4 separate regions of the Mus musculus genome follow, and all the other regions are linked to region 4. The links are chromatin loops, found by intact Hi-C in ENCODE. Cell type or tissue: left cerebral cortex. All regions are shown on one strand. Links, peaks and the distances in the headings refer to the core of each region. The heading gives the core; the rest is flanking DNA.

Region 1 (7,776 bases), core at 1,709-6,708, 1.5 Mb before region 4:
TTGGGTTAAGTTAACCAGACAGACTCAGAGTTAGTAGAAACATTAAGGCACTGTGGCTTCTTCCCCATGTCATATAAAACACAGTCCTTACTTCAAAAGGATAGGGAATAGTCTCAAGCCAAATATTAGTGACTATGAGCCCAGGGACACATATTCAAGTTTCCCAAAATTCCATGTTTCAATATGGCAGCCATTTCATGAAGTTTATATAAAATCTTCATTACATTTATTTTTTTGTGTATACATATATAGGTTATTCCATGCTGTGTTATGGCTCACATATGGAGGTCAGAGGATAACCTGTAGTTGATTCTCTTTTTCTACCATGTGTGTCCCAGGGACGGAACTAAGGTCAGCAGCCTTGGAAACAAACATCTTTGCTTGCTGAGCCATCTCAATGACCCTCATGAAGTTTTTAGAGTAAGGGAACAAAGAATTTCATGAATCAGTACACTTGTCAGAGGCATCCGATAGCCGGGTTATAGTTCATCAGGGAAATAGCTGCATGGGTTCCAGGTGCCATAGTCCAAGAGGTTTTACCCATTAGTCCCAAGAATATCAGCTCAGACATGCACATAAGCAAGGAATAGTTATTAAGGATGCTAAAGATAGCCCAAGATAACTCCTAACTAGCCTGTGGTCCTGCAACACTCCAACCTCCTCATATCATTCACTACTAACCAGTTTATCAGACCAGTCCATACAGGGCACTGTTCTTTTACAGATTCCCCAAGAACTATATTTTGTGCCCAGGAAAGCCAAATGTTAATTTTCTTCCATTGTTAGATATTTCATTCCTAGGGACCAATGTACATGAGGTTGAGGAGTAGGCAGGAAAGCAATCTAAGAGACAAATAGCCAGTGAAGCTATTAAGGAGCAAACTCCTGGATCATATTAGATACTATGATATTGATCAGAGAGCTGATGGAGTGTCTGGGCCTTCCATATGACTCACACTGAGTACAGGCAAAGATCCTCAGAGTTAAGTCCCTTGGGAAAAACAAGAGATCACACATTCATCCCCCAGTTTGCTGCCCTCCCCTAAGCAGGTGTAAAGCACAACCGAATTTTCCCTGTGGCCTCTTAATCTCCCACCATAGCCCCCTGTCTATTAATACCCTTCCTTGCATGTCACTGTGTCTCCTAAGGCTGTCTTCTAAACAAGACACACTCTCTCAGATGCTAAGAGGATCCCTCTCCTATGGTAGTTCAGTGACTGTGATGATCTTTTGCCTGAGTTGTGGATGGGTGTGAGGAGCCATTGCTGAGTTCAGGGGCTCCCGCCCTCGCATCCCCCCAGAGGAGCCTCCACGCCTGCAAACAGGACCTTGAGTCAAATAGAATCCAAGTGTCCAGGACAAACAAGCTGCCTTTCTTAAGTGTCACCGGTAGCCATGGTGAGGGAGAGCAAACCACTTCCCCCACGCTGCTTCTCAGAACTATGAGTTCTAGCTATTGGTCATGCCGGTGACTCATCTCTGCAGCCCTTGCCGCCCTCCCTGTCTGTATGAGTCAGGCCTCTCTAGATAAACAAATTGATAGAATGGCTCTATACAAAAAATGGAATGTATTAGAGTGCCTTACAGGTTAGTATCTGACTATTCTAACAACGGCTGTCTTCAGATGGAAAAATCCCAAAATCCAGTAGTTTTTCGGACCTTAAGGCTGGACGTCGCAGCTAGTTTGGGGGTTTGACAGAATCCCAAAGAAGTACACTCCAATACCAGTGAAGGAAAGGTCTTGCCTATGAGTGTGAGGACAAGCAGGTAAAGAATTCCTGCTTCTATGTCCTTTACAGAGGCTACCAATAGATATGGCCCAGATTTAAGGTGGATCTTTCCACCTCAAAAGACAAAAATTTAGGGTGGATGTTCCCATTTCAAATAATTCAATACACAAAATTACCTCACAGACGTATTCAGCAGCTTGCTTGGGCTACAGTTAATTCTAGATGCAGATAATCAAAGTTGATAACCAAAAATAGCCATCATTCTGTCTGTGGTAGGAATGGACCTTATTGATTCCTGTTTGAATGTCTGGCCCACATAGGTGGAGCTATTAGGAGATGTAGCCTTGCTGGGAGGAAATGTGTCACTGCAGGAGTGGGCTTTAAGGTCTCAGATGCTCAAGCTAGGCCTAGTGTGGCATTCACCGCTGCTGCTTAAAGGTCAAGATGTAAAACTCTCAACTCTTTCTCCAGCAACCTATCTACCTGTCTCTGTCATGCTTCCCACCATGACAATGATGGGTTAAATCTCTGAACTGTAAGTCACCCCCTTACAGTGAAATCTTTTCCTTCATAAGAGTTGGTCATGGTCTCTACACAGAAATAAAATCCTAACTAAGACACTGTCCTATGTATGATGTAGCTCCCTCCTGGTGAGGTCACACCATTCGGAACCCCATTCTAACCTGTGTATCCACAGGCAGGAGCATCAGCTGTGCCTGGGCAAGACAAGCCCCTCTCTGAAATGCTTAAAGATCTAGCACAGCAAAGGAAGTGCCAACCCTGTAGGAGTTGAAATCAAGCCAGCACAGAGAGCTGGCAGCCTTCTTCTGACAAGAATGCAGTGTCTAACATTGCTAGTTTCGTTCTTTTTATAGGAGGGGGTGTGTTTATGTATGCTCAGGTGCCTATGAGTGTTTGCACACACGCATGTGGCGGTCAGAAGTCATTCCAAAGGAAACGTTTTTGAGATAGGGACCTAGGGATGGTCAGTTAGGCTGAACTGGCTGGCCAGTGAGATCCCACCACGCTAGGGTTGTTCACACAGAAGTTAAGCGGCAGGTCCTTGTGCTTGCTGAACAAGCAGCGCTTTACTCATGACACCGAGCCATTTTCCTAGCCACCTTTATCACTATTGATCTGCGGCAAGTCATAATAACTAACACTTTTAATAACTTGCCATGTCTACTATAAATATTTTCCAATTTTAATTTTTTTATACCATAAGTTTATAGAAACAAAGTGCCTGGTTCTCAGATTAATGATCTTTTAATTGATGATAATTGGGCATATTTATGGAATACAATATAATGTTTTCATCAATTGCAAAAAGAATCAAACAAGCTAATTAACACATCAATTACCTTACCAACTTATTTTAACCCCTATGGCAAGGATGTTAAAAAAAAAAATCTAGTCATCTTTTAGCAATTTTGAAATACCAATGCATCGTGTAAATTGTATTCCCCAGGCCCTGCAATATATTCCTGAAAGTTACTCCTGTCTTCATATTGGAAATGTGTTTCCTTTGATCATTATTTCCCATTTCTCCATCCCTCCTCCTCCCCCACACCCTTGGTACTTCCAACTACCCGTTTCTATGAGGCTACCTTTCATAGATTCAGTATTTGCCTTTCTGTGCCTAGCTTATTCTATTTAGCACACCTTCCAGCTTCACAAATTATCACAAATGACATATTTATGGAATACAATGTAATGTTTTTATCAATTGCGGAAAGATTCAAACAGGCTAACTAAAACATCAATTAACTTACCAACTTATTTTTCCCCTGCGGCGAGGATGCTTTTTCAAAAAAAAAAAAAAAAGATGTAGTCATTTTTTAGCAATTTTGAAATACCAGTGCATTGTGTCCTTATTGGTTATCCCAAAGGACAGAATGTCCTTCATTCTGCAGGTGCAGAACCTCACTGTACCTCCCTGTGCGTTTAAACCACATTTTCACTATCCATTTGACCACTGTTGGATACGTCCCCTGTTTTTCTCACCTTGGCTGCTGGGCTGAGCCTAGGAATGCAGGTCTCCCTTCAGCCGACTTGGTCAGTTCCTGGTGACTCGGAAGCTGGACTTCTGAGTGCTATGTCAGTTCTAACTTTAGTCTTTTAAGAACCTTTCACACTAGTTCCCTGATGTGACCGCTGTACTTGACCTTCTCACCACTACTCCAGGACTGTCTTTCCTCCGTATTCCACGGGATGCTTCTTCCTGTCATGCCTCTTCAGAGAGTGGCGAGTTGTGTGGCTTCTTGTGATGGCTTTTACTGCCATCCCCTGCTGACCAGAGATGCTGAACATTTCCCTCACGCGCCTGCTGCTCAATCGTCTCTCTTCTGAAAAGCATCTATTCAGATCCTTTGCCTGTTTTTCAGTCAGGTTGTTTACCAGGTATGCATTTTTTTCACCTTCTTAGATATTTTGGGTACTGGTCCCTTATCAGAAACTTAGGATTCTCAGATATTTATTAACTGTATAATTTGTAATTATTTCTTCCCAACCCCTGTATGTCTTCTCTGAAGTAATGACTATCTTTGCTGTTCATAAATGCCATCCCATTCGTCTCCTTCAGCTTCTGTTGTCTGTGATTTTTAAAGTCCAAGCCAGGCTAGAAATGGTCACTTAGACATCACCACGGGCTTTTCTCTGTTTTCTTCTGGTTGCTTTATATTGTAGGTTATGCTTAATCGTCCATCTATTTTGAGTCTTTTTTTTTATACAGCATAAAACAAAGGTCTAATTTCATCCTTCTACATATGGAGAGACCCAGTTTTACCAGCACTCCTTCTTGAAAAGACTGTCCTTTCTATAGTATGTGCTCTTGGCACCTCTGTTCAAAATTAATCATCCATGAGACTGAAAAGCATTTGTTGCTCTTCCAAAAGACCTAGGTTTCACTCCCGACATCCACATGGCCACTCACAACCATTTGTAACTACAGTTCCAGGGGATCCAAAATGTCCTCTTCTGGCCACTAGGGACTCAAGCATTCATGCACATACATACGTGCACACAGGCAAAAAAAAAAAAAAAAAAAAAAAAAAAACACCATAAATTAACACATGAAATTAATCGACCACAAATATATATGTCACCACCACCACCCCAAATCCCGGACTTCCCTGTTGTAATCGTCACTAATTCTGCTACTATGCCAGGCCCATGCTGCTTTGAGCCAATTACTTCATTATATATTTCGAGATCAGAAAAAGTGATGTCTGTAAACATCACTTTGTTCTTTCTGCTGAAAACTGCTTCACCTTCTCAGTCTTCCTGACCCCATATGAATTTTCAGATTGTGTTTTCTATTTCCGTGGAGAATGCCATTAGCATTTTGATAGAAACCATGCCGGCTCAGAAAATGTCCTGTGCCATATGTATATTCTGACAATAGTAATTCTAACCTGTGAGCACAAGCTACATGTCTCTCTGTTCCTGTCTCTGAATTTCAGGGTCCTTCCTCAAGGTTTTAGCAATTTCAGAGAACTGATCAGTCACTTCTTTGCGTAAATCTACTCTTAAGTATTTTCCTTCTTTTATATATCGTTGATGACATTGTCTTCTTAGTTTCTTTATCAGGCAGGTTATTGTTTCTGTTGAGAATGCATGTGCTCAAGAGAGCACCTGGTGCACGCGCATGTGCAGGGACGATTACCAGTTGGGGAGGTGTGTCACACCAGAGTTAAATACAAAGAATGGTTTGTGCGCTGTGAAGAGAAGCGGAACTGGGGCTGCTGTGCACGCAGGTGCTGAGGATCACTACAGACGCGAGAAGCCTGCCCTGTCCCACGAGGCCAGGATTGATATCCTGGTCCTTGTTGCCATTGAAGCCACATCTGTGTCTCTATGTTCATGCTAACACCATAGGCCACTTGGATATCTCTGACATGGCACTCCACAGCCACAGCAAGATTCTTGTTTTGTTTGTTTTATTCTTAATTTCTTTTGAGAAGGAGGTTGCCAGGGCAGAGGGCAGATAAGGAGGAACTGGGAAATGAATGAGTGGGATTAGGGTGCGTGATGGGAAATTCACCAAGAATCAATAGAAAGTTTAAAAAAAAAAAAGATTTATGGCTTGTCCCATATGGCCTTCTAGAATTGTGGGTTTTGTTAGTTTGTCTTTGTTTTGTTTTTTATTTTGATATTTTTATGCAACTCAGGAGACTGAACTTATTATACGGGCAACCTTGGGATCATAGGCAGGCACTACCTTGCCTGGTTTATGTAGAGCTGGGCTTACAAACTTCGTACAAGCACTCTCCCAGCTGAGCCATATTCTGCCTGCTTGTTTGATCTGTTCTGCTAAGAGGTTTTATAATAAACTAATATCAGTTTTTATCAAATTCTTTTTTTTCTTTTTATGCGACTATTCAGATAAACGCCTCCTTTTTGCTATTATTATGTGCCATGTGTAGTAAGAATTTTGGTTTCTTTAAAAACACAAAAATGTTATGTGAATATGATTTTGTTTTAATCTCAGGTGCAGAATATGGGGCTGCTTCACATTGCCCACAGCCGCTGGCTATAATTTTTCTCCATGCTCTAGCAGGCATGTGGTTTTGCCAGCTGAAGATAGTTTAGATATGGAATTCTGGGAACTCTTCAGAGAGTATGTAAAGCCAGAGCTGTGCTGCTGCCGCTAAAGATAGTTTAGATATGGAATTCTGGGGACTCTTCAGAGAGTTTATAAAGCCAGCGCTGTGCTGCTGCCGCGCTTCGCGGCTGCACTTCGCTACCGTTTCGCGGCCGCGCTGCTGCTCCCACATCCATCCGTGGCTACCGCTATTGCTGTTGCTGCACCGCTGCCGCTAAGCTATGGCTGCCGCACTTCACTGTTGCGCTACCGCTGCGCTACAACTACCACGACTGCTACTGCTGCTGCTGCACTACCGTTGCGCTACGGCTGCCGCGCTATCGCTGCTGCTGCCGCACTTCGCTGCCGTGCTGTCCCTGCCCCAGCCGCTACTGCTGCTCCTGCCCCCCCACTGCCCCTGCCCCAGCCACTACTGCTGCCCCTGCCCCACACTGCCCCTGCCCCTGTCACTACTGCTGCCCCTGCCCCTCCACTGCCCTGCCCCAGTCGCTACTGCTGCTCCTGCCCCAGCCGCTACTGCTGCCCATCCCCCCACTGCCCCTGCCCCAGCCACTACTGCTGCCTACCCCCCCCCACTGCCCCTGCCTCAGCCGCTACTGCTGCCCCTTCCCCTCCACTGCCCTGCCCCAGCTGCTACTGCTGCCTGCCCCCCGCACTGCCCCTGCCCCAGCCGCTACTGCTACTCCTGCCCCACACTGCCCCTGCCCCAGCCGCTACTGCTGCCCATCCCCCGCACTGCCCCTGCCCCTCCACTGCCCATCCCCCCACTGCCCCTGCCCCAGCCGCTACTGCTGCTCCTGCTCCTCTACTGCCCCTGCCCCAGCTGCTACTGCTGCCCCTGCCCCTCCACTGCCCTGCCCCAGCTGCTACTGCTGCCCATCCCCCGCACTGCCCCTGCCTCAGCCGCTACTGCTACTCCTGCCCCGCACTGCCCCTGCCCCAGCCGCTACTGCTGCCCCTGCCCCTCCACTGCCCTGTCCCAGCCGCTACTCCTGCTCCTGCTCCTCCTCTGCCCCTGCCCCAGCCGCTACTGCTGCCCCTGCCCCTCCACTGCCCTGCCCCAGCCGCTACTGTTGCCCCTGCCCCTCTACTGCTCTGCCCCAGCCGCTACTGCTGCCCCTGCCCCTCTACTGCTCTGCCCCAGCCGCTACTGCTGCCCCTGCCCCTCCACTGCCCTGCCCCAGCTGCTACTGCTGCCCATCCCCCGCACTGCCCCTGCCTCAGCCGCTACTGCTACTCCTGCCCCTCCACTGCCCTGCCCCAGCTGCTACTGCTGCCCCTGCCCCTCCACTGCCCTGCCCCAGCTGCTACTGCTGCCCATCCCCCGCACTGCCCCTGCCTCAGCCGCTACTGCTACTCCTGCCCTGCACTGCCCCTGCCCCAGCCGCTACTGCTGCCCCTGCCCCTCCACTGCCCTGCCCCAGCTGCTACTGCTGCCCCTGC
Region 2 (7,776 bases), core at 1,198-6,197, 1.5 Mb before region 4:
AAGAAACTGGACGCCCCAAATCAGCAGGAAGCAGTCTAAAGATATCAACACCTCTTTCCCCCTCTAACCTCCTTTCTCTCCTTCCTAGGAGAGGGGTGGAGGGGTGGAGGACAGTGGATAAAAGGACCTAATACAGTAGCAAACACTCAGTAACAGCCACATTTATTCATTCATGTATACTGCAAAATCTTAATATCCCGGAGTAAATCCCGTTTGATCATGATAAATATTTGTTTTAGAACAGGGAGTTGAATTCAGCTTACAGTGTTTTGTGGAGAATGGTGTTCTTCCTTGTCCTTATTCGTTTTTGCTTTGTTTAACTTTCCTATTTCCTTCTGACTTAGTCTTGGTAGATTGCACTATGTCTAAGAATTCGTTCGTTTTTCTGAGATGGTGTATAGATAGATGTTCACAGTGGTCTCTTACAATTGGTTATATTTCTGACATTCATTGCAATGTCTCCTCTTCCCAGTATTTGAGAAAGTTGTATTTCCATTTTTGTTAAAGATTTTTTTTTTTTTTTTGCGGGGGGTGGGGGTGGGTCTTGCTTTGTCAACTAGGATGGCTTCAGATTCATAATCCTCCTGTCTGTTTCTAGTATGCTAAGATTGTAAATGTGAACCATCACATCTGGACTAAGACATTTTCAAATTTTACTTTTCAATTTCCTACTTGGCTTATCGGTTGTTTAGAAATATGTTGGTTAATTTTATTCGTTTTCAAATTTCCCCTTATTGACTTCTACATTCGTCTCATGTGGTCTGAAAAGAAACTTGATATGATTTCCATTTTCCTGCATATATTTAGATTTCTTCTGTGACCTAATATATGGTCCACAGTGGCCAACACTCAATACCTAGTTGAGAAGACTGTGTGCTCTGTGGCTGTTGAATGGAATGTTTTATAAACACCTGCTCGATCCATTGAATTTAAAACACAGTTCATTCTATTCCTTATTAGTTTTCTATCTACACGATCTGTACAAAGTTAAAATTGGTTAGTAAATAAATTAGCGGTACAAACCGCGGGAAGTTTTGCCACGAGAGTACATTTGCTTTGAACGAAATACAGCAGATCTGAGTGCATAACATTCTCTTTTTCCTTTACATGGTATTTACTAATTAACTGGGAAACAATTGAGCTTTACAATGACTCTGTTTGTTTTCAAAGCTACAGTATTAGCAGTTTGATCTTTTTGGACATTTTCGATGTGGGAAATAAAGAGGTGATAGAAAATCTAAATTCAGCTTTATAGATCCAAGAACATCCAGAATATTTCACCCAATAAAGGCATGTGAATCTACATGTGGCTGGGAATATAATTGCAAGAATATTCGTTGAATTGGGTCTATCAGGGAAGAGAAAAAAGGGCATTCAGGCCAACTTCTTGGATTAAAAGAACAAATTCCACTCAGTGGGAGAGGATGCGCCTAGTCCTTGACACACCAGGATAGGAGGCTATCCAGAGGAGGCCCACCCTCTCAGAGAAGAAGGGGAGGAGGAAGGGGCGCAGCGTCTGGGATGCAAATTTAAAAACATAAATAAATGAGAAGGAATGTGGCGGGCAAGCTCTGTGGTACCCACTACAACCCTTAGAATCGTTACACTAGACATTTGATAAAGAGATATGGACAGAGCCAGGGAGCACGATACTGAGAGCAGAGAAGTGGGAAGCAACAAGACTTACAATGTAGCGCTATAACAATTCTGGCTCCCACAGAACCACAGGGAGAAAAAAACCCAACACAAACAATACAGTACTCATTGTCCTCTACAGGGAGGGTGAGGAGAGGAAGACAAGGTCTGAAGGGAAACTAGGAAGACATGGTACCACGAAACTCTTCGATGTTTCTGTTATGTGTACGTAATATTGAAATTATTATTTTTACCATTCTAAGTTTGAAAAGTGTCCTTTTGGAGGGAGGAATGGATGAATATTCAATATGTAACTTTTGAAATTGACATTCTTTTTTATGATTCAAATAGAAACTATATGGAAATAGTGTAACTAGAAAAATTAATTCCTAAACTTGGAAAAACAAATTATGCCTTATTAATAAAATTTGAATCTGGAACATTCACTAGCCTGGGGGATTTATTTACTTGATTTGAACGATTTGAATGGGGAGAAATTTTAGTAACTTCACTTATTTTATGGGAATTAAATTCTTTTTCTGTGTAGCTTTGTTACATATACAATGTCTGGTACAAAACCCATGACCTAGATGCAACATTGTTAGACTTTTGCCAAACACAACAAAGGAACTTATGAAAGGACCTCCCAAATGGTTTCTTTCCAACCAAATGGTTTCCTCCTCTACCACCTCCTCCTCCTCTTCCTCGCCTTCCACCTCTTTCCGATGATACAGAGGCTGCTGCTGCTGTTATTACATGGCCCTGGGATTTCAGCTGCATCTGAGTCTTTCAAAACATATTCTAGGCAAGATTAGCAGCGTCAGAGCCTCCCTGGGTGTGGTAGGTCTTCCAGCTCACACTAGTTACAGAGAGCCCTTGATCTGTCCTGCTCTTAGGGTTTCTTGTAAGCTTACTGGAGGGAGGGAAGGAGGGAGGGAGGGAGGGAGGGAGAGAGAGAGAGAGAGAGAGAGGGAGGGAGGGAGGGAGGGAGGGAGGGAGGGAGGGAGAGAGAGAGAGAGAGAGAGAGAGAGAGAGAGAGAGAGAGAGAGAGAGAGAGAGAGAGAGAACCTGGACTTCCTGATAATGTTACATTTAAGGCTATAAGAAAAAGACACTTTGCCATACACAACAAAGGAACTTATGAAGGGATCTCCCAAATGGTTTATCTCTAACCAAATGGTCTCCTCCCTTACCACCACCGACTCCTCCTCTGCCTCCTCCTCCTCCTCATCGTCATCGTCATCATCATCATCGTTGTCATCATCATCATAATCCCCTTCCTCCTTCTCATTAAGCCTCTGCCTGCCCAGGTTTGCTAATGGTCCCTGTACTTGAACAAATGTGGGGCCACTCTCTAGTCATTATGGGAGGGACCTACACAGGGAATGAAGACTAGGCCATATGTTTCTTTGCAGCTACCAAAGCTACACTCTACCACAAATGTGGGAGGAAGGATTGTGCACATATGGACATATGCGAAGGGTGAGTGCTCTTTTTTGAGACCAAGTCTTTCTCTGTAGCCCAGGCTAGACGAGAACTAGTGATCCCCTTGCCTTTGCCTCTAAAGTACTAGGATTATTTCCACACAATTTAAACACAGCTCTTTGCAGCCAGACACACTACTGGGTGGGAAAGTTGGGGATAACCCGGGATCCAAGCAGAGAGGTTTCATTGCCTTGCCAGTAAGCTGCCTGAACTCGGGCTGGTATCATGCTTCTGAGGAGAGCCAGGGTGTGATATGGAAGGCTCTGCACCACTCTGATCTGAAGGGAGGAGCCCAACTTGAAGATGTGGACTTGGCATTATACGATCTTGAACCCCAACTCTGCAGTTTCCTGGTTCTGCGGAACCTTTGTTTCTAAACAAAGTTGCCACCAACTGTAGCAGCTACTTCAGCTACTTCTGATTGCTAGGATTAAATGCCATGACCAAAAGAGACCCACAGAAGAAAGATCATTTTGGCTTATGGTTCCAGAAAGATAGTCTATAATGGCAAGGTAGGCATGACAGCCAGCTGCCAGAGAAGGAAGCCGAAAGAGTACAATCACACAGAGAAAGCAGAGAGAGTGTTCTGGAAGTGGGTCAAGACTATAAACACTCAAAGCCCACCCTCAGCAACACAGCAAGACCCCTCACAATGCTACCAACTGGGGACCTAGTGGCAAGTGCCGCCTCTTCTTCATTCTGAGCTGGGCTTGAACTTGCTAGGTCATGAGTTTTGCATGGACCTAAGAAATCCAAGTGCTTCTGAGACCAGACCTTAAACGCTGATGGTTTCCATCCTTGGAATCCAGCCCTGTGCCCTGCTGGAGAAACTGAATCCTGGAGAGACACCAAGAGCAGCTAGCCAAAACCCGGCTGTCCTGGCCACCTGGCAGAACAGTGGGCACAGAACGCTTTGAAGAAGTCTGGGTTGAGACAGTAAGAGGCTGGTGAAGCTCAGGAAATCCTGCACCTTCCGGGCTAAGAACAGGGCCTTTCCTTGCTGCGTGCATGGGTAGAGAGCTGTGCAGCACCATCTGAAGAGCGCACCCTGCAAGTTGCAGGGCTCAGCATGCACAAGCGTGTGCCTGGTGCTGTGTGGGCTGAGTGTTAGAAACAGGCTGTGCAGGCTCCCTCCCACAAAGCAGACCTCATTACCACCTGCCCCTTCCGGGCTTGGGCCAGCCTACTGAGTCCTTTTTTTTTTTTTTTTTTTTTTTTTTTTTTTTTTTTGCTTCAGATCAGAGCCAGCTCTTGATGGGTCAATTGATACATGTTGAGAAACCTTTCTCACTGGCCTCTGCAACCATCTCTTCTGCCACCATCTCTGCCACCATCGGCATGGACAGACCTCCTCTCTACTTCTGTCAGCCTTGCCTGCCTGCTGGAACCATCCAACTCACAGATTCCCTCCCCAGCCTGCAACAGCAGGCCACTCAGCTCCCACCCCCTACCAACAGGCTCCCTGCTTTGCCTTCTCCTGAGAGACTGACTGTCCTGTACCCTGGGGTGAGGGGGGATGTCCCTCATGGTCCTCTATATATCCCAAGATCCTCTCCTGTGCCCTCCAGCCTCAAGGAGACTGAAAAGACTAAGTCACACTCACCATTGTACACTGGGTATCTGACTTGCTAGCTGGTATCTACCAGTCAACTGACGGATGTAACTCTCTCTCAAGCTCCTTGGCCCCTGAAGTCATGCTGTGTCTGAAAAAATGTAATGAAGGGCTATAGGGAGGACCAGCAGACAAGGTCTGTTCTAGTTTGGTTTCTATCACTGTCATAAAACACTTGGACCAAGAACAGTTTAGGTGAGGAGAGGGTTTACTCGGCACACACTTACAGGTAACAGTCTACCACCAAGAGAAGTCGGGGATGGAACTCAAGCAAGAGTAGAGGCAGGAGCATGAGCAAAGGCCAGGGAGAAATGCTATTGGCTGGTTTGTCCCCCACAGGACTTTCTCAGAGACAAGCCAGTTCACCTGCACAGAGGAGGTACTGCTCACAGTGCAATGGATCACGCCATTCATCGATCAAGAAAACGTCTCATAGACCAAGCTGATGAAGGCTGTTATTCAATGGGTTCCATCATTTCAGCTGACCTCAGTTTGTATCAAGTTAACAAAAACTAACCAGCACAGGCTCCAATTATCAACACAAGGAAAAAGGTCCCCAGCCTTAAATACCACTCAGGGTCACTGGACACTAAAATTAGTGTTGTTTACCAGACATTCAGCCAAACAAACAGGAAGGGACTGATATCCAGCCAGTTCTCTACCTGACAAGCTGGATGTTCAGGGACAGTGCTGCACATACCCAAAGGCTCTTTTATCCAAGTTACACAAAAGTCCTGTGCGGGTCAGCTATAACCCCTGCCCACTTAGGGCAGCGTCCCATTCTACCATAACACTTTCCTGGTAAGCTCAAGTCTCAAGACTACCAGAACCTAAATCTCAGTCCTGATTGAAGCAAATGCTATATATCATAGTCAAGTTGACTGGCTTAGATCATTCTATCTCACAGGAAATAGAGCGATTGTGTATCTGGCCTGCAGTGTATACCTGGAGTATGTAAATCACAAAGGAGAATTTGAGTCTCCGGTTATAGAAACTCGGAGTGAGCAGCAGGGAGTCCACCTGCTACCATATAGCATAGCACAGCTAAGCACCTATGAGCTCCATCACCAATGCAGCAATGGGCTGAGATTGCCTCTCAAGAGATACACCTGGGCACACCCAGATTGCTCTCACAGCTGAAACTGCAGGGCCTGTGAGATGGGTCAATAGGTAAAGGTGCTTGTCACTAAGCCTGAGTTTGATCCCTGTGGTGAAAGTAAAGAGATGGAGTACACACACACACACACACACACACACACACACAATCTTTTAAAAACAATTTGAAGTGCTATTTCAGAGTCTCAGTCATCTCAGTTTCAAAGAGAGCCTTAGCCCCTTATATAATGTTATCTCATCAACCAAATAGCCTACCAGTATAAATGTCCACCTACTCCTGATGAACAGAGATGATTCCTGTCTCCTCAGAGTTTATATTTGAGTAGCTAAGTTATAGATAGATAAATAGATAGCTAGATAGATAAAGATAGAGAGATAGGGGTAGAGAGGTAGAGGTGGTAGAGGTAGAGAGGGAGAGAGAGAGAGAGAAAGAGAGAGAGAGAGAGAGGGAGAGATGGAGATATTGCAAGCAAGGGGACCTGAGTATGAGTCCCCTTGACACTCACATACAGAACCAATCATGGTCATACATGCCCATAACCCCAGTGCTTTCAGTGACAGAGACAAGACCACTGGGTCTGGCTAGCTGCTAAGAAGTTATTTCCAGGTTCAGTGAGAAACTCTGTCTCAAGAGAATAAGAAGGAGGGAGGGAGGGAGAGAGAGAGAGAGAGAGAGAGAGAGAGAGAGAGAGAGAGAGAGAGAGAGAGAGAGAGAGAGAGAGAGAACAGGACTCCACATGTCTTTCTCTTGCCTCTGCATACACATGGGCTCATAGGACTAGCTGATCTACAGGAATTCTCCAGGCCTTCAGCACCACATTGGGCTGCTGAGACATCCAGAATAACTATGGGTTTGCGGCCTCTCCAGTGTGAGGCAGCCATTGGGCTACTCAGACAGCATCCTAGAAGCTAATTTAATAAAGCCAATAATACAGCTATATGTTCTATCACTTCTGTTCCCTCAGTAAAACCTGACTAATATAAGAAAGCCATAAAATTATTTCAAATTCTAACATGTATAATAAAAGCAACAAATATGGGGGAAGAATAAGGGAAGCAGGCAGATAGTTCTGTCAAGAGTGATCCAAGAAGACCTCACATACATCAAGGCCTACAGGATACAAAGTGGTTATTTAGTCTTGTGGGGAAAGACAAAGGAAGCTATGATGTGAATCAAGCACAAGCTCTTGGCAAAGGACCTGTGGCAGGGAGGGAGTGGAGTTAATGAAACCCTTTGCTACAAACTACTCCTTGCTGTCTGAGGAGCCTGCTTCCCATATCCTGCCTTAACAAGTTAAACAACAAAAGCCATATTAGACTACTTATGTGGCTCTCAGAAGATTCAGCTAAGTTGTAGTGCAGCTTCCAGACCAATTCAGGTCTGTGACAGTGGAGTGTCTACCTGCCTCCATGCCTCCAGGAGGAACTGAGACACCCAGCTATCATTTCAAGCCAGTGACAGGCCAAAAACCCCCAAAGTTCTCCTCATGAAGACAATAGAATATAAAATAGGAGGTTGAGCCTGCTGTTTCCCTGTATTCTTGAGCCAATAGACCCCAAGGCAGGCATGCAGAAATGCTAATGGGAACAGAGAACACTGAACAAAATGTGCTCTTACTTTTTGATTCAGTTCTTGCTGACACTAACAGAGAGTATAGCAAGGATCTTCTCTCCACATGCAGTCTTCATGGGAGAAATTCAAGGAAATGACTTTCTGAGAGGGTCAGAGAGGATGGGGACTCAACTCATCAAGGATGGGCAGAGTCTCCAGTGGTATTTGGATCTTTGCACCACAAATGAAAATTATAATAAGTGAAAACCAAAGAAGATGGAAAAACCAGGCCAGGTTAAATGTGCTACACAGTCTACATGGCTAGCACAGGCTCTGGAGCAATGGTCTGGCTTTTGAGGTCAAGCCTGGGCTCTGG
Region 3 (7,776 bases), core at 1,084-6,083, 240 kb before region 4:
TGCAATCACGGAGCTTGCAATGGAATGTGGGAAAAGGATCCATCCATAAATTCTTTATTTTCTGGGGTTTGCCAAGACATAATAAATCCTTTAATGGCATGGTTATCATAAAAACAATTGTATTTTCCATGTTAACTGATTAAAACCTTTTAACATGAAACTAAGGTCATCTGTTTCAACTTTTTGTCACAGAATTTTTTATTAATTCATTGTTTTATTTCTTTACTTCCGAATTATTGCCTCCCCTTCCTGATCCCTCTGGCAGAGTTCTTTCCCCCAGCCCCCTCCCCTTTGCCTCTGAGACGGTGCCTCCCAAACACAATTTTAACATATATAAGAAATTTGGTCAAGTAATCTATGAAATATTATCCATACATCAGAGTATTTAATAGGACAAAAATGATATCTTATAACTGTGATGAGTCTAGAATTAATTTCAATAACTATGGGTTTTATTCATGACAAAAACAAAAACTACTTACACAGTAGGGGTGGTCACTTCTGCATAGACACACACACACATATATATATACATACACACACACATATATATATGTATACATATACATATATACATATATACATATATATACATATATATATATATATATATATATATATATATATATATGCATGCACACATACATACATATGTATACACGCACAGATGTCATTGTCTGCATTCAATTCCAACTAAAAAAGAAGAGTTCCAGATTTAGTAGGCAGGTTTCTAATGTGTTAAAAATAAGCCAGTAGCCAACTTCGGCCTTTTAGAACTGTCACAAGATTGCCAGCTGAACTCAAAGCAAAATGAAACAAAGTAATCATCCCAATAATTGATCACCCAAATGTCCCCAATCACTGCATTGTCACACTAAGTCAGTAGGGATATAAAGATGACCTAGAAGAAAAATGCCCCAGGAATCACATTAAAATCGCCCCCTTGCTCAGCAAGGGGAAACCCTACACCCTTAGCTGGCTTTCTATTCCCACCTTTTTATCTACATGATAATATGGCAATCATCCAAATCATTAAAAGTAATTAAATATCTGGTGATGTTGCTGCCAAACTTTACCAAAATCTGATTCATAATTAAAAAACAACCATGTGTAAGAAAACTTATTTTCACTATGTTCTCTCAAATCTTAACACAGTAGAGGTTTTAAATTAACAAATAATGTATAAAGACTTTCGTACTTAATTTAGCCTTCTTAACTCACCTTGGAAAACATATCTTCTATAAAGTATAGATTATAAAGAAACTCATTAAATAATTTGGCATTGCTATGTACTTTTCCATGGAAACAAATGCATTCAATCATAAAAAATATTCAGGATCATATATCTTTGTCTGCACATCGGGGATGGGGGCTCTTTGTGGGGGGTATAAAAGGCAAATGTAAATATTCAGATAATATTTAACATTAGTTTTAAGTGACTATTAACAGAAATATGTATCTGTTAATATTTTCTGTCTTTCAAAACAAAAGAGCTGTGTAATTAATGTTCTGGAAATCATTCCTGGAACTAAGCTTTAAAAATCGACACTTCATATTTAAGACAAAAATATGCGTTTAAGTGCTTTTTTAAGACATGCTTGTAGAAACAAAGGAGTTAAAATGGAATTAATTTTAGCATAAATAAAAGACAAAATGGCTACCATTTCTCATATTTGTGAAGATTTTTTTTTCTTTTTAATTCGAAGCAAATTTCACCCAGCGAAATGTTTTTATCTTCAACTTTACTTGGCTCTGTTTTAATCATACCTTTAAAACAACTGGAAAATGAACCTGGGCATCCAAGTGAACTTCATTAGTCCTGCCAAACCTAGCATATACAGTCAGCAGTTCACTCCCCTTCTCAATGTGAAACGGGTATTACTGTTACTATCTTAAATGTCTCATCCGTTAGGCTGAGCGGGGAAAATCTGCTTGAGATTTTAGACTGTTACCAAATTACCAAAACTAGCACAGCAACTCTTAATGAGCAAAACCATTAATGATCTTCCAACTGGAGCCCTATTCAAATACCTCACCTTGTTAGCACAGAATGAGGTGTTCAATCAAGAGCCTGGGAATGGGAAGCCCCAGCGCCTGGTTCTGAGTGGTGATTACAAGGGTGAGGGGACAAGTGCCAAGGTAACAGTCTCCTGCCCCGCAGGAAGCTGAGAAACCTTCAAGTCTCCATTTGTAAATCAGGCCCGATGATTGCAGCAGTCACCAGCAAAGAGCATAGGAAACAATTATTTGCACCATATTCTTCCACTGTTTTAATTTGCTCTTAAAATGAACAAGATGATCCCCAGAGTCATTGGCATTTTGTCTTTAGAAATTTAGAGCCCGTTCTAGGATTTTTCTGGCATTGAAAGGCACGAAAAGCCTCAGCGCATAATTTAAAGGAACATTTCCTGCTCCCAAGTGACTTGATTATTCAGATTTACTGACTTCAAATCTATAAAATATTCTCCAGGAGTTCGTTTGAGATATTGAAGTTGTTGAGTTTTAAAGCAAAAAACCATACTTGTTGATTTTTAATATTTTTGTGTTCCTGTTTCCCATTTAAGACACTGTGACTTAGGCATTGAAACTGTTAACCTTTAAAAAAAAAAAAAAACAAAACAAAACAAACAAAAAAAAACTGGCTTCAGCTCTTTTAATCTGCCCTTTGACTACAGGAAGCTTACAAATAATTTACAAAATGATTTTTGCTTTAGGCTCTTGATTTAGTTCTTAGTTTAGTTATTTAGAATAACAGGAGCATAGTATTAAACTTATGTTTAAGAGGACATATATAAGCAAACATTATAGTTAAAATATATACCGTTTATCTTAAAGAAAAAAGTTGCACTGGAAATATGACATATGTCTTTCAGTGTCAATATGCTGGATTGATTTTATTACTAATAAGCATATATATTTGTAACTGACTTGATTACTTAAATTAATTGAAGTTGATAAGCAACAAAGTATTTATAGTTAAAAATGAGATACAGATATGTATTAGATTTTTCTTCTGTTTTATAAAAATCTACTATAGATGTGCCTATATTTTTCCTCTTGATTATTCAAAGGGTAATGTACAAATCTGTGAATGGGGTGGCATGATAATTAATCGCAGGCAGTACATATTGTCTACCTGTAAGATGACTGATTATATTTTACATCGATATGATTTCATAAACTGTTTTATTATCATTTAACCTGAGAGGGGATATTCAGAAACACTAAATATTACCTAATTTTATTTCATGTGAATACATTAAATACAGTATCTGTACATCTATATATCTTTTATTAGATGCTGAGACTAGAAAGTAGAGTTTGTTTGTTTTTTTTTTTCTTTTAACCTTTTTATTTGTTCCTGAATTTGAAGACATTATAGGCCATAAGGAATAATAGGACGACTATAGCTCCTTGAAAATGACTTTTGAAAGTCCGCGTGGATAACATGATTAATTCTTTGCAACAGATTTTCATATTTGCTAAATAGCTAGATAGCCTTGTTTTATTTCTTGACTGTTAACTTCCGTTGTTTTTTGGTGGGTTTTAGGGGAGTTTTGTTTGTTTGTTTATTTGTCTTGTTTTTCTGAATGGTGTGCTATTAAGTTTCCAAGGCTGGGTTTTCTACACTCAATTAAAATAGCACAGACTCATATGAGAAATCTCCTGCAGTGTTATACGTTACAATCACATCCCTTATCCCAAAGCTACAGTGATCACTTCCAAAAGTTCCTTAAGAAACAAAACAAAACAAAACTGTTTCATCATAAGCTATCCAAATGTAGAGGGCGCTGCTGTACATGTATTTTGAAAGTGTTTCAGAATCAAACACTCATCTGTTAATTTAGTTTTTGTTTTCAAAACCTGCCAGTAAATTCTAATCACATCATTAATGTTTAAAGTCTGTATTTAGACTTAAAGTAACTGAAAATACTTAGGGAATAAAGTATTAAAGTTGTACATGTCATTGTGGAAATAAGTACTTTTTAATTTTATCTTCTAGTTCTAATTATCTATAAATTAGTTTAGATGTTCTTGTAGCTAGTTTTTATATATCAAGGTTCTGTCACTATAGTTATGTAAAAAATAGCCTGGTGCCCAGGAGATGTAAGCTGAAAATTTAAGAATGTCATTATATTTGTGTGAAAGAAGGATGAACTATATACAAAGGCAATTAATTTTGGGTAGAGACTGTGTATTTTCAATACCATACTACAGTGTTTTGGGTGTTTGAAACTTTACAAAGTACAGATTGAGAAAAATGTTCCAATCAGTTGCTGCCTTTTTTAATCTATGTTTCTAAGCAATCATATATTTTAAAGTGATTTCACTAGACATGCTAGTTTCTGTATGGTTTTTAATGCACTCTTAAAATTTAGAAGTGTTCCCTTATCATGTAACAAATATAACATTTTTCCATTAATGAAATAAAGCTAACTGGAAAAATAACTCTACTGACATATATATATATATATATATATATATATATATATATATACATATATATATATATATGTGTGTGTGTGTGTGTGTGTGTCAGTAGAGTTATTATATATATTTATATATATTAACAAAATGTTATAAATAATTTCTTTGATTTTCATGAGTATCAAAATCATATGAATTTACTTTTTAAGTTTTTTCATTTGTATTATTATAATTTTAAAGCAATCAAAGATAAAACAGATTACAGCATATCTTATAAATACATATTTTGATAATATATTTGTACAAAATCAAGCTTGAAAATCTCATGTATTAGATAGGTGCTTTGCTATATCTAAAGTGAATTAGTACTATGCAAAATTCACCAATTCCTTGTCTGTCGGGGCCAAAGCTGAATGACAGCTACAGATTTAAAATGTATTTGCTGAGAAAACACATCAGAAACTCAAATGTGACTAGGTTCTAATCTAGTTTTCACTGTTGGCTCTTAACACTTAATTTCATACTTAAAAGCCATTTGATTTATCTCTTCTTGTTACATGTAGATTTGGTACAGCTAAATACAGACGGACTGGTGGAATATATACTGGCATTAATAAGACAGTATCCTTTATAGTTAAAGTCACATAATCAGCGAGATTTTTTACATTTGATTTTCATTCTTAAACACCCACGAAATAGCAACAGCGCCTACTCTCTTCCTAGTTTGACTTGCAGAAAGAAACAGGCCAAGAATGACTGGGATACGTAAATATGTAATTCTATGCAGAGCCGGTGAAACTAAGTACAAGAAAAACATAAATACCTCGTCAGGAAAAGTTTTCAGTGTAGCTCAGGCATAACTTTTCAACTCTTCCAGTTATTTTAACATCAAAATAAGCGTGGCAGAAAGCACAGGAGGAAAAGCGCCCGACTAAAACGGCTCCTAATGTGCTCTTTTGAATCGGGTATCCAAAACTGCCTGTTTAGGCTGCATCTAATCTAGCACAAGTAGGTGTTGTCTGAATTTTATGCTATCCACCCACGTTTAAGTAGTTTTTCACCTTAAAACTAGGAAAGAGAGTCGAGGAGTGAAACAGCCAATCCACAACTGAGGTAACAGTTGCCTTGTACGATAGACAAGTTCTTTGGGACCAAGATACCCCACAGACTGACTAACTAGGACAAGGGATGAAGCTTGGCCTTGTTCACTGCCATCAAAACAAAGGCTCATATTGCATGAAAATCCTGTGCAAATGAGCCATAATGGCGTGAATGACAATCTCCTAAGACCATGCAGCAAGGCCCGTGTTTGATCTGAAACACTGTTAATCTTTCTCACACATAGCACACTAGTACACTTGGGAAATCCTCCATGAGTACTTCCCTACAGCCGGAGCAGGAGCAAGAGATGGAAAGGCATCAAGCAAAAGTTCTGTCTTGGCCACTACTTCATTTGAGTCATTTTTCACTTTGGTTTTTTTGGTGATTTGGTTCAGATAGTCACAGAAAATTTAGACCTCACTCTTCTTTACTTCAAAACTTTGTGTTTTTTTTTAACTGTCTCTTTTGTATAAATATATGGTGTTACTGTTATGTTTTAAAAGGTTTCCAAGGGCTATAACAATTAGAAACCGTTTGAAATGTCTTATTTGTGTAGGTTGTGTCATTAATCCTAGTGGAATCAGACACTACACCAAAACATGTAAGAAAGGAAAAAGCCAGCATAAGAGGGGAGAATAAGAGATAGGGAGAAAGGAAATGGGAGGAAAAAGGTGGGTAGAAGAAGAGGGAGGGGGGAGGAGAGAGGGAGAAAGGGAGGAAAGGGTGAAGGAGGAAAGAAGGGAGAAGGGGGAAGGAAAAAAGGAGAGATGTTTTCTACTGTAAGAAAAGACTGATTTTGGTGTTTCCATTTCAAATACAATTTAAACCATCAAAATAGCTCATAAGAAATTACAGGTCAGACTTTTGAATCACAGACGGCCTTTTATTTTCCTTTCTAATATTTAAATGAACTGTTTGCTTGGAGAGCCAAATATGTAAGGCACATGTGTTCAGTACAAGCTGAGTAAGTCATGCCAACTCAAAGATGGTAGGAAGTATGCCTCCTTCGTTGTGTTTTCCTTTTGAAGTGTTGCCTAAAAATCAGGCCTGGGCTTCAAAGAGGAGGATTACAGCCTTTATCCAGCAATTAATATGGTTGGGACTCAGAACATCAGCATCTGACCACAACACTAGCCGACAGAAGCATAGCAGGAATTCATTCTCTTTCAGGACTTAAGTAAATCATAAAAATGAATAAATAAGCAGTAATATATTGTTGATACTTGGCAGAGAAAGAAGGGGCAGAGCTAAGCTTTCGCATCTAGTAACCAACCTGCGTTTTCATATCCAGGCAAGCATTTCCAAAATCTGAGATCCCTGGACCTCTAACAAGGTTTCTACATCTGGATCATTTTACTCTCCCACCAGCTTTTAAGAAAGAAATGCTCTCCAGTAAGAAATCCATTCCTTTCTCCTTATAGAGTGGATCAGATAATCATTTGGATGTGGAGAAGTCCTTCTTCCTGTCAAAGTTCAAGGTTTCAAAACATGGTCAGAATATAAAAACAAATAAAACTCTGTAGGATCTGCAGGAAGCATTTTAAGCACATTAGATTACGCAGAGTGCTCATCCTAGATGACAGAGTTGGGGCCTCACTTTTCTTTCTCGATTTCATTGTAAGAATCTTTTGAAAGGGGATGCCAGGGGTGTGATCGGTTAGCACATGATCCTTACACAGAATCTTCTGGCAAAATCCTAGAATGATGATTCCTTCCTGTTACTGGGCAACTGTAGAATTGAAGTCCATAGAACATCTTTCATTTCACCTCAGTACTTTGCTATGTTAGATCTTGATTTTTTTTTTATTTTAGTTTGTGTTTGAGATATTTCTCAGGTCTCCCAGCAGGCTTGCCATGTATCCAAGGCTAATATTAAATTTTCTTATCAATTCTGATCTCTCTGTCTTGTCTCTCAAGGCCCAGATTACAGACAAGTAGAGTCTAAATATTGAAGAATGAAATACCAGGAAACAATCTTTCAGAACAAGAGGCTAGTGGCAATTAATCTATCTGTATAAAATGCATGTTTGAACCTGAAAACAAAGAGATATCTACTCTAGAAATGGGAGCTAGAATATTGAATATTTAATATTGAATAGTAAGGAACAAAATATCAAGCAAAAACATTCAGAACAAGTGGATTAGCTGTAATTAATATATCTATATAGTGCACTGTTTGGGTCTGAAGACAAAGAGGCATTTGCTCTAGGGATGGGAACTCCTGTCACTATAAAGACTGATCTTGGA
Region 4 (7,776 bases), core at 1,122-6,121:
CAAAAATAAAAATAAAAACGTTTGCGGGATCGGGACGAGGGGTGTCTCGAGTTTCAGGATTCTTTCAATAATACGGCGTATATACGTGTGTGTTCAGTCTCTTAAATAGGGGGTCGGCATGTTTTGTTTCTGATTTTAAACGTACCATTCGTTAAAATTGGAAGAGAGCGCGCTGTGGCCGGCTGTGTGGTGAACCGCGGAGGAGGAGGGCGACATGGAGCTGGTGGTCGGGTTGTCTGTTGTGGGAGACACGATGGTGGGTGGCGTGGACGACTCATACCCCGAGCTGGCGGCGGGCGAAGGCTGTGAGCCCTGAGAAGAGGACTCATGGACCTGAGAGAATAAAGTTGCGTTTTAATGAAGATAAAGAGTGGGCCCAGCAGCTACCCAAGGCTATGAAAGCTGTGCTCCCCCTCCCTTCGCCCGGGCACCCCCTCCCCTACCCCTCCCCGCTTCTTTCAAAGCCAGGGATCTCCCAGACTCTCCGCAGGCAGGGCCAATGGGACTTGGGCTTGGTTCTCCCGGCGTAGCCCAGCACCGCCACGCTCCAGGAGGGGACTCTGCCCTACAGTACTCACAAAAGAAAAAGAGGAGGGGGGCTGGGAAGGAGGAGGCTGCTTTTGAGGCCAGAGGCTAGGAAAGTTCCCTTCCTAAAGTTTGCCTGCCCACTTTGAGGAGAGCGGATTTTGAGAGCTGAGCCCAAGACCGCAGCATCTCGCCCGCCTGCTCCTGACTACCAGGAGCGATGGCCGCGTTCACCGCAGCAGCTCTGACAGCGGGGCCTCGGAGTCACCTCACTTATTTTTACTTTCATTATGAAACAGTGAGTTTAATTGGCCTCTGGTGCAACTATCTTTCCCGCCCCTGTTCCCTCTTCCACTTTCCACTCAGCAGAGTGAAACCCTTTGCCTTTCCGCCTCCTGCGGCTCCTGCCGCCGCCCAGAAGCCGCTCCCGGGTGGCTGGCCCGAGCCTGGGCCCAGAAAAGGCTCTCGCTCGAAGGCGAGCGGCCAGACGGCGGCGTTACCTTCATGTGTTTACGCAGAGAGCTGGGGTGCGTGTAGGACTTATCGCACATCTTGCAAAGGTAGGGCTTGTCGCTCGTGTGCACGTGCATGTGCTTCTTGCGGTCGCTGCTGTTGGCGAAGCGCCGGTCGCAGCCCTCGAACTCGCACTTGAAGGGCTTCTCCCCTAACGTAAAAGTTGAAAGATGGTCTTATTTAAAAGAAATCGGTAGCTGTTTTCAGAATTTAGGAGATGAATTAAAATGCTGGCTGCCCAAGGCGGGGGGGGGGGGGGGGGGGCTCCCCCGAGCTTAAAATCTGGAGTTTTAGTAAATTGGTGCAGCTGTAGTGGAACTATGAATAACGTAACTATACTTTTTTTAACACTCAAGACAATTATATCTACATTTTATTTTTACTTTGTCATACTGATGGTAGTAGTAGAAATAGGAGTGGCGAGAGAAGAAAAAAATTTTTTTTTTCACTTCAGAATAGCAGTGTCTCTAGAAATTGGCTTTTCTGCCCAGGTCTTAACAGAGGTTACCCAGCGGCTTCTACTTAGCTCTGCCCTTACTAGTTTTTGGGACCCGGCTGATTCTCCTGCTTTTGCTCTTTTCTCCCCCAATTTTTTTCCGTCCCAGACACACTGCACCCGTTGGTTGCCACTTCCACTCAACTCCACCCCACCCCCTACACACACCACATTTTATGGCCTAATCTAGAAAGGGGGGAGGAGATTTTACCTGCCTGGGCCATTAAATCTAGAGTTCATGTCGGATTCTCTTCCACTAGATAATGCCCAAATACAGAGGGCGATCAGATCCCCTGACTAGGACCCAAGGGGCGCATAATTTCCAGGCTGCCCCCTCTCGAAGCCTTAAATTGCCTGGAACTTGTTTTGTTATTGTTTCTGTTGGTTTTGTTTCTTTTGTTTCTTTAAGCTTTGGACTTGTCGCTATTTCTAAAGTCCAACTCAGGAACCCCGCATTTTAAGAACAGACCTTACGCTGTATAACAGACAATTAGGATTTCTGTGTCTTTCACCAACTAGACTCACTCCTCAAACCCGGATGCATCGTTGTAAAATGTATCTCTTCCAATGTGCATAAACCTAATGTCCTCCTCAGATCCAAATTGTACTTTCTACCCCAACTGTACCTACCTCCTGTTTCTTCCCATCTTGTTTCTACATTTTTAAACTCAACCTCAACTTCTTCCACCTTTTCGAACAGAAAGGACTCAAGAAAGTCCCTGAACGGGTAGCCACCATCAAGAGTTTTAGATTTGTTTCTAGCTGGAACAACTGGAACCTCCGTGGATGCCCCACGCGTGCCACCTCTCCGGGATTCGAGATTGTCAAGCGCTGGGCCAAGCCAGACTCAGCTTCCCGGTTTATTCCTTTTTTTTTTTTTTTTAAATCTGTATGTTCAGATCCTTCACTCTGTGCCACACTTTCAAGACTAAAAACCAGATCTGCCTGCCTCCAGGAACCTGAGGCCCAGACCCCACTGAGGCTGGATTTGTGCCTCTCTTCCCCCAACTTTGGAATCTCAGGCCCAGCCTGGGTGGGAGGTAGAGTGTCCTACATTAATTTCCATACCTGTGTGTGTCCTTTTGTGGATCTTGAGGTTCTCTGAACGCGCGAAAACCTTGCCGCAGCCAGGAAACGGGCAGGGAAAAGGCTTTTCGCCTGTGTGCACTCGGATGTGGTTGACCAGTTTGTATTTGGCTTTGAAGGGCTTGCCCTCGCGTGGACACTCCTCCCAGAAGCAGATGTGGTTGCTCTGCTCTGGGCCGCCGACGTGCTCCACCGTGACGTGCGTGACCAGCTCGTGCATGGTGCTGAAAGTTTTGTTGCACGACTTTTTGGGGTTGGCCAGCTGCTCCGGCTCGATCCATTTACAGATAAGCTCTTGCTTGATGGGTTGGCGCATATAGCGGAAGAAGGCTCCAGCCCCGTGATGTGCAGCCATGTTCACGTTCATGGGCCCATAGCCGTGAAGCTGCGGGGCAGCATAGTGCTCGGATCGCGGGCTGGTCACCTGGCCGTACTGTTCCGGCCGTGGGTACATGTCCCCGGAGAAACCTAGCCGCATCTGCCCGTTAACCACGTTGGGCGAAGCGTGGCCAGCCGCCTGCTCGTGAAGCCCAGAAAAAAGGAGGTGGCCCGCGGCGTCCGTATGGCCGTGTGGGCCCCCAAAGCCGCCGGCCGAAGCAGCGAAGAGACTGTGCTGGGCGCTAGCTGCCGCCGCCGCGTCGCCGAAGCCCCGGTTGCGGAACAGAAAGTCCCGGGTAGAATTGAAAGCAGCGCTGGAGTAGGAGCCGACGTGGCCGGGGTGGTGATGGTGGCCCAGGGCCGCAGCAGCGGCGTAGCCCGGAGCCTGCGACGTGAAGGCTGTCTGGCCAGCCGAGGCCAGTTCGTGCGAACTGGGGTTGAGCTTGAAGGCGCCCATGCCGTCGGCGAACGGGTTGATACCCAGGCCCACGTCTCTCTCGGCCACGTCGCCCGCCGAGTGGTGCCGGGATGCACCAAAGGTGGTCACACCAATCGCGGGATACTGGGGTCCGGCGTCCAGGAGCATCGTGGCTGCACGGGGCAAGCCCCGGCCTCCCCCGCCCCCCCCCACCCTCGCCCGCCAAGGAGGGAAGATCAGGAGGAGGAGGAACGGGAGGCGGAGGAAGAGGAGGAAGAAGAGGAGGAGGGAGGGGGAGTCGACCCACCTAACGAAGTCTCAGCCAGCAGGCAACGGCCAGGCGCTAGCCGGCACCCGCCCGGCCAAAGGCAGGCAAGAGAGATGACTGCCGGCCGGTAGAAGGCGGGCTCCAGCGCCAGCCGCTCGAACCGCGCGGGCCGGGCTCTCACTTTCTCGCCGCTCAGTCTCTGCCGAGAGGGCCTCGAATCAAGGCTGCCCGGGGAAAGGCATAGAACATCTCAGCCCCCCAATAAAACTTCTTCCCGGATTTGTGGCATAGAGGAATGTGAACGCCAGAGCCGCCACTGCTCGCCCTGTCTCCTCGCGCAGCGCGCCCCTCCTCACTTCTCCACTAGTCTCAGTCTCTCTCTCTCTCACTCTCTCTCTCTCTCTCTCTCTCTCTCTCTCTCTCTCTCTTCTCTCTCTCTCTCTCTCTCTCTCTCTCTCTCTCTCAGGCTCTCCTCCTCGATCCTTCAACTCTCCCTTTTTCCCCCTCTCTGCTTTTTGAAAAAAAAAAAAAAAGGAGGGGGAGAAAAAAGAAAAGAAAAGGCGCAAATCATGCACAATATTGTCTTTTGCGGTTTATCTTCCTGGGGAGAAACTTTCACCTCCTCAGCCGGGCGGTGAGCGCGAGACTGATAGCAGCAATCATTCCTGCAGATAAATGAATTGAAAGGACGACACCGTCGTCGTCCCCCCCCCCCCCTGATGAATGGGAGCAGGGGGAGGGGTCACGTGCGACCGACGCGGGCGAGGATTGGTGAGGCGGCAATCCCCCCACACACCCCGCCCGGGGCCGCCGCGCCAACGAAGGGCGCGCGGTGGCGCCGCGCGCTGCTCATTGGCCCGCCCGCCTCATCAATCCCAGGTATTGTAAAGCGCTTGACATCCCCTTTTGACTAACAGGGCTGCCAGGAGTAGCAACTTTTTTTTCCCCCCTAGCAAATTTTTTCCCCCTCTTCTCACGGAAGGAAAAAAATGCCACGATTTCTTTTCCCTCTCATCTTCTCTTCTCTTCTCTTCTCTTCTCTTCTCCTCTCCTCTCTCTCTCTCTCTCTCTCTCTCTCTCTCTCTCTCTCTCTCTCTCTCTCTCTCTCTCTCTCTCTCCCTCCTCTCCCTGTCTCTCCCCCTCTCCTTACCTTCCTCCCTCCCTCCCTCATTCCCTCCCTCCCCTTCCTCGCTGCCTCCTACCCCTCCTTCTCTAGGTTTTGCTTCTTGTTCTATGTTCTCCCCCCTCCCCGCCACACACTTTCCTCTCCCTCCTTCTAATGTCCCCCTTTCTCCCCTCCCTCTGTTTCTTTCCCTCCCCACTCCCCTCCCCCCTTGCCTCCCCATCCCTGAGCCACTCTCCTTCAAACCTCTGCAGAGCGTTTAAAGACTGGAGACCCCCGGCGTCTCCGAGAGCAGCAGTTGGGGGGGGACCAGCCGAGAAACACCCCAAAGGCACTTCCAGAATGTCCGGACTCAGCAACTTTCTTTTCTCCCTCCCTCCCCTTCTCCACCCTCCCCCCCCCCCCCCCCCCCCCGGGCAGCAAAGGAAGCTTTTGTTATTTGCTTCTTTTGAAGTTTGCTTCCTTTTTGACGGGCCTCTCTCCTGTTTATAATTTAAGATTCGGGAGCGCGAGGGCAAGCTCTTTCCTAGAAACGTGATTTCTTGGTGTCTTTCACAGCCTCAGTTTTGCAGACTTCCTTCCTGCATGCCCACTCACCCCCAAACACAGGTGGATGGATCTCTTAAACTTTTCCTGGTTCCTGAGGTTTGTCGGATTGGGTTTTGTTTTCTGTTTTTAATGGCAGTTTGGAAACCTTGTTGCCGATCTCCCTCTCCCCTCATTTTTTTTTCCTTTTTTTTCCCCTCCGGTCTGGTCCGTTGTGTGGCTTGCTCCCACCCCCAACTCGCTCACTCTGCCCTCCCATTCCCATCCCAGTCCCTTTCATTCAGGTAAAACTGTAAATTTCCCAACGCGCCATTGTTCCTCTGGATCTCCCAAAGCTCCCTAGAGATCCCGGAATACTTTTTTGGTATTTAAATCCCCGGTAGATAGGACCAATGTAAATTTTGTGACATTCAAACCTTTTCCAGTTCACAAATCAGTCACCCTTGTCACAGTTATTGAAATTCCGCAACTTGCCACAACAAGACGGTGGAAAAAGCGGGCGCGGTCTTTGTTGCCAACCAGGCTTTTGATCGCCAGAGAAAATTTACTTACCTTCAGATGAGTGAGCAGAAAAAGAAATAACACTCCCTTTGATTTAGTTAGGAAAATGCAGACATTTGGATTCCGTGCAAACATACAACACTCGCTTGTTTTCGCGATGCGGCCCTCGATTAACCTGTCTTTGCCCAGCGCAAAGTCTATTCAACAACTGCGCGTAGTTGCTTTTTGTCCCATCCACAAAGAACCATTGACTATATATTAAAATGATTGTTGAAAGGTAGAGGGGTATGGCACGTAAAAGCAGGGGGAAAATCCCTGTAACTCAATCAATTAAACCGGGCGACATTTATACATTTCAAAAACTGCACGCGGATGTGGAGCCGGGGGCGATGGAGGTTGCGGTTCTACTTAGCTCAGTTTTAAGCCCATCAGCTTGGCCCAGGATTTAGCCTTAGCGCCTGCATATTCATTAGGTCTAATTATTTTCTAGTAAGGAAAACACAAAAAGCCAAGAGTCGGAATTCTTCAATTTGCCCTTTGTTTCTAACTTCATTTGGCTTCTTTGCAACTGAATCAAGGCTCTAAACTCTTTGCCAGACAAAGAGACCTTCAACTCATCCTTTCACATGATGTCCGCTTAGAAAACTTAACAGTTCTCCAAGCAAAAGAAAAAGAAAACCTCTCTCTCTCTCTCTCTCTCTCTCTCTCTCTCTCTCTCTCTCTCTCTCTCCCTCTCTCCCTCTCTCTCCCTCTCTCTCCCTCTCTCTCCCTCTCTCTCCCTCCCTCTCTCTCTCTCTCTCTCTCTCTCTCTCTCTCTCTCTCTCTCTCTCTCTCTCTCTCCCAGCTAGCTTGCTAGGGCTAGAGGAAGGATGAACATCAGTGGCTACTCCTACCCTCCTTTCTAGTTTTTGTCCCCTACCAAGCAGATTCTGGTTTGGGTAGGGTGAACTACAATCAGGCTGCCTTTCACACACACACACACACACACACACACACACACACACACACACACACACACGCAAAACACACCCCTTCTGGCCCTGAAGTCAGATTGTGGATGGTGATCATATCCCTGTATCTGAAGAGACAGTGTTAAGCATCTATGCCTGTGGGGTTAGGAAGTAGAAATTCTAGGGGGAAAAAAAATCTGCCCCCAGCAACAAGTCTGTGTCCAGCACTTCTCTCTTAATCTGAGCGGACTCCTGTAAGGAGTGACAGAAAAAAAGCGGAAGCAGCTGGTCTTAGGGGTTTCTTTCTTTTAACCTATTATGTATTTTCTTGAGGGAAAAGATACACCAGGCCATTCCGTTCTTTTTGCTCCTACAGGGGGATGTTGGATCCTAGAATTATGAAAATCGTTTATTCAAGGAGATATTTCCTCTAGAGGCTGCACTGCTCTTTCACTAGGGAGAACAAATATTGAACCCACCTTGACTGCTTTAAAAAAAAAAATAGGGAGGGGACCTGAGGGAAGGGTGGCTGTTGGGAGAGGGGAGGGAAAATAATTCTTCAAAAAAGAAAGTCAGTCTTCTCTCCTCCAGTCTGTGGAAAATCCACCGGGGACGTTGACAGAGGGTATTTTTAGGAAACCCATCCAAATATACAAGGTAAGAGTAAATATGAGAGGGGGAAAAAAAGTTGTGGGTTGTAGAAGTTATCAAGTGGGATTTGCGGCGCTCTCTGCAGGAAACGCGAGCGGCTCCAGTTCAAAGCCACATGCACCAACGTGACATATAAGCCATTAAAATATCATCCTGACGGCTCATTTCTGCTTCATCATACATTCCCTAACTGCTTCCCCGAAAGCTGGAGAAGGAGAAATGAAGGATGACCGCCTCGGTGGAACCACAAAAGAGGCGTAGAGGGGTTTCTGGTCCCCCCTTTTCTACCCCAAAGTGATGTGCAGAAATGAGGTGATCCGG

What was found. Peaks named below come from ENCODE experiments on the same cell type or tissue, not always from the same donor. Only the 100,000 strongest peaks of a DNase experiment are listed, where the experiment ranks them.
Region 1: it touches region 4 in a loop (7-fold over the local background); 3 of 42 quality-filtered maps call a loop at or near these places.
Region 2: a loop joins it to region 4, with 5 times the contacts of the local background. A loop is called at or near these places in 3 of 42 quality-filtered maps.
Region 3: a loop joins it to region 4, with 2.3 times the contacts of the local background. A loop is called at or near these places in 4 of 42 quality-filtered maps.

What each region holds. Positions count from the first base shown.
Region 1 is chr9:89,873,225-89,881,000 of GRCm38, forward strand. No RefSeq gene overlaps it. Among named protein-coding and RNA genes, the nearest start is that of Rasgrf1, 33 kb to the right of the region's middle. In left cerebral cortex, for the core only: a CTCF peak has its summit at 4,733 (motif pointing left); DNase peaks (open chromatin) are centred at 2,537 and 6,501.
Region 2 is chr9:89,881,792-89,889,567 of GRCm38, forward strand. No RefSeq gene overlaps it. Among named protein-coding and RNA genes, the nearest start is that of Rasgrf1, 24 kb to the right of the region's middle. In left cerebral cortex, for the core only: a CTCF peak has its summit at 4,117; a DNase peak (open chromatin) is centred at 4,151.
Region 3 is chr9:91,124,946-91,132,721 of GRCm38, forward strand. No RefSeq gene overlaps it. Among named protein-coding and RNA genes, the nearest start is that of Gm31114, 190 kb to the left of the region's middle. In left cerebral cortex, for the core only: a CTCF peak has its summit at 3,756; DNase peaks (open chromatin) are centred at 2,159, 5,245 and 5,336.
Region 4 is chr9:91,361,434-91,369,209 of GRCm38, forward strand. It overlaps Zic1 (zinc finger protein of the cerebellum 1), which reads right to left and starts at 4,335. Exons shown (of 3, transcript NM_009573.4): 1 at 2,603-4,335; 2 at 1,026-1,189; 3 at 1-333. The coding sequence starts at 3,584. The coding sequence ends at 136. It also overlaps a transcript of Zic4 not described here. In left cerebral cortex, for the core only: a CTCF peak has its summit at 3,827; DNase peaks (open chromatin) are centred at 2,044, 2,731, 3,861 and 4,501; H3K4me3 peaks cover 2,703 bases; H3K27ac peaks cover 761 bases.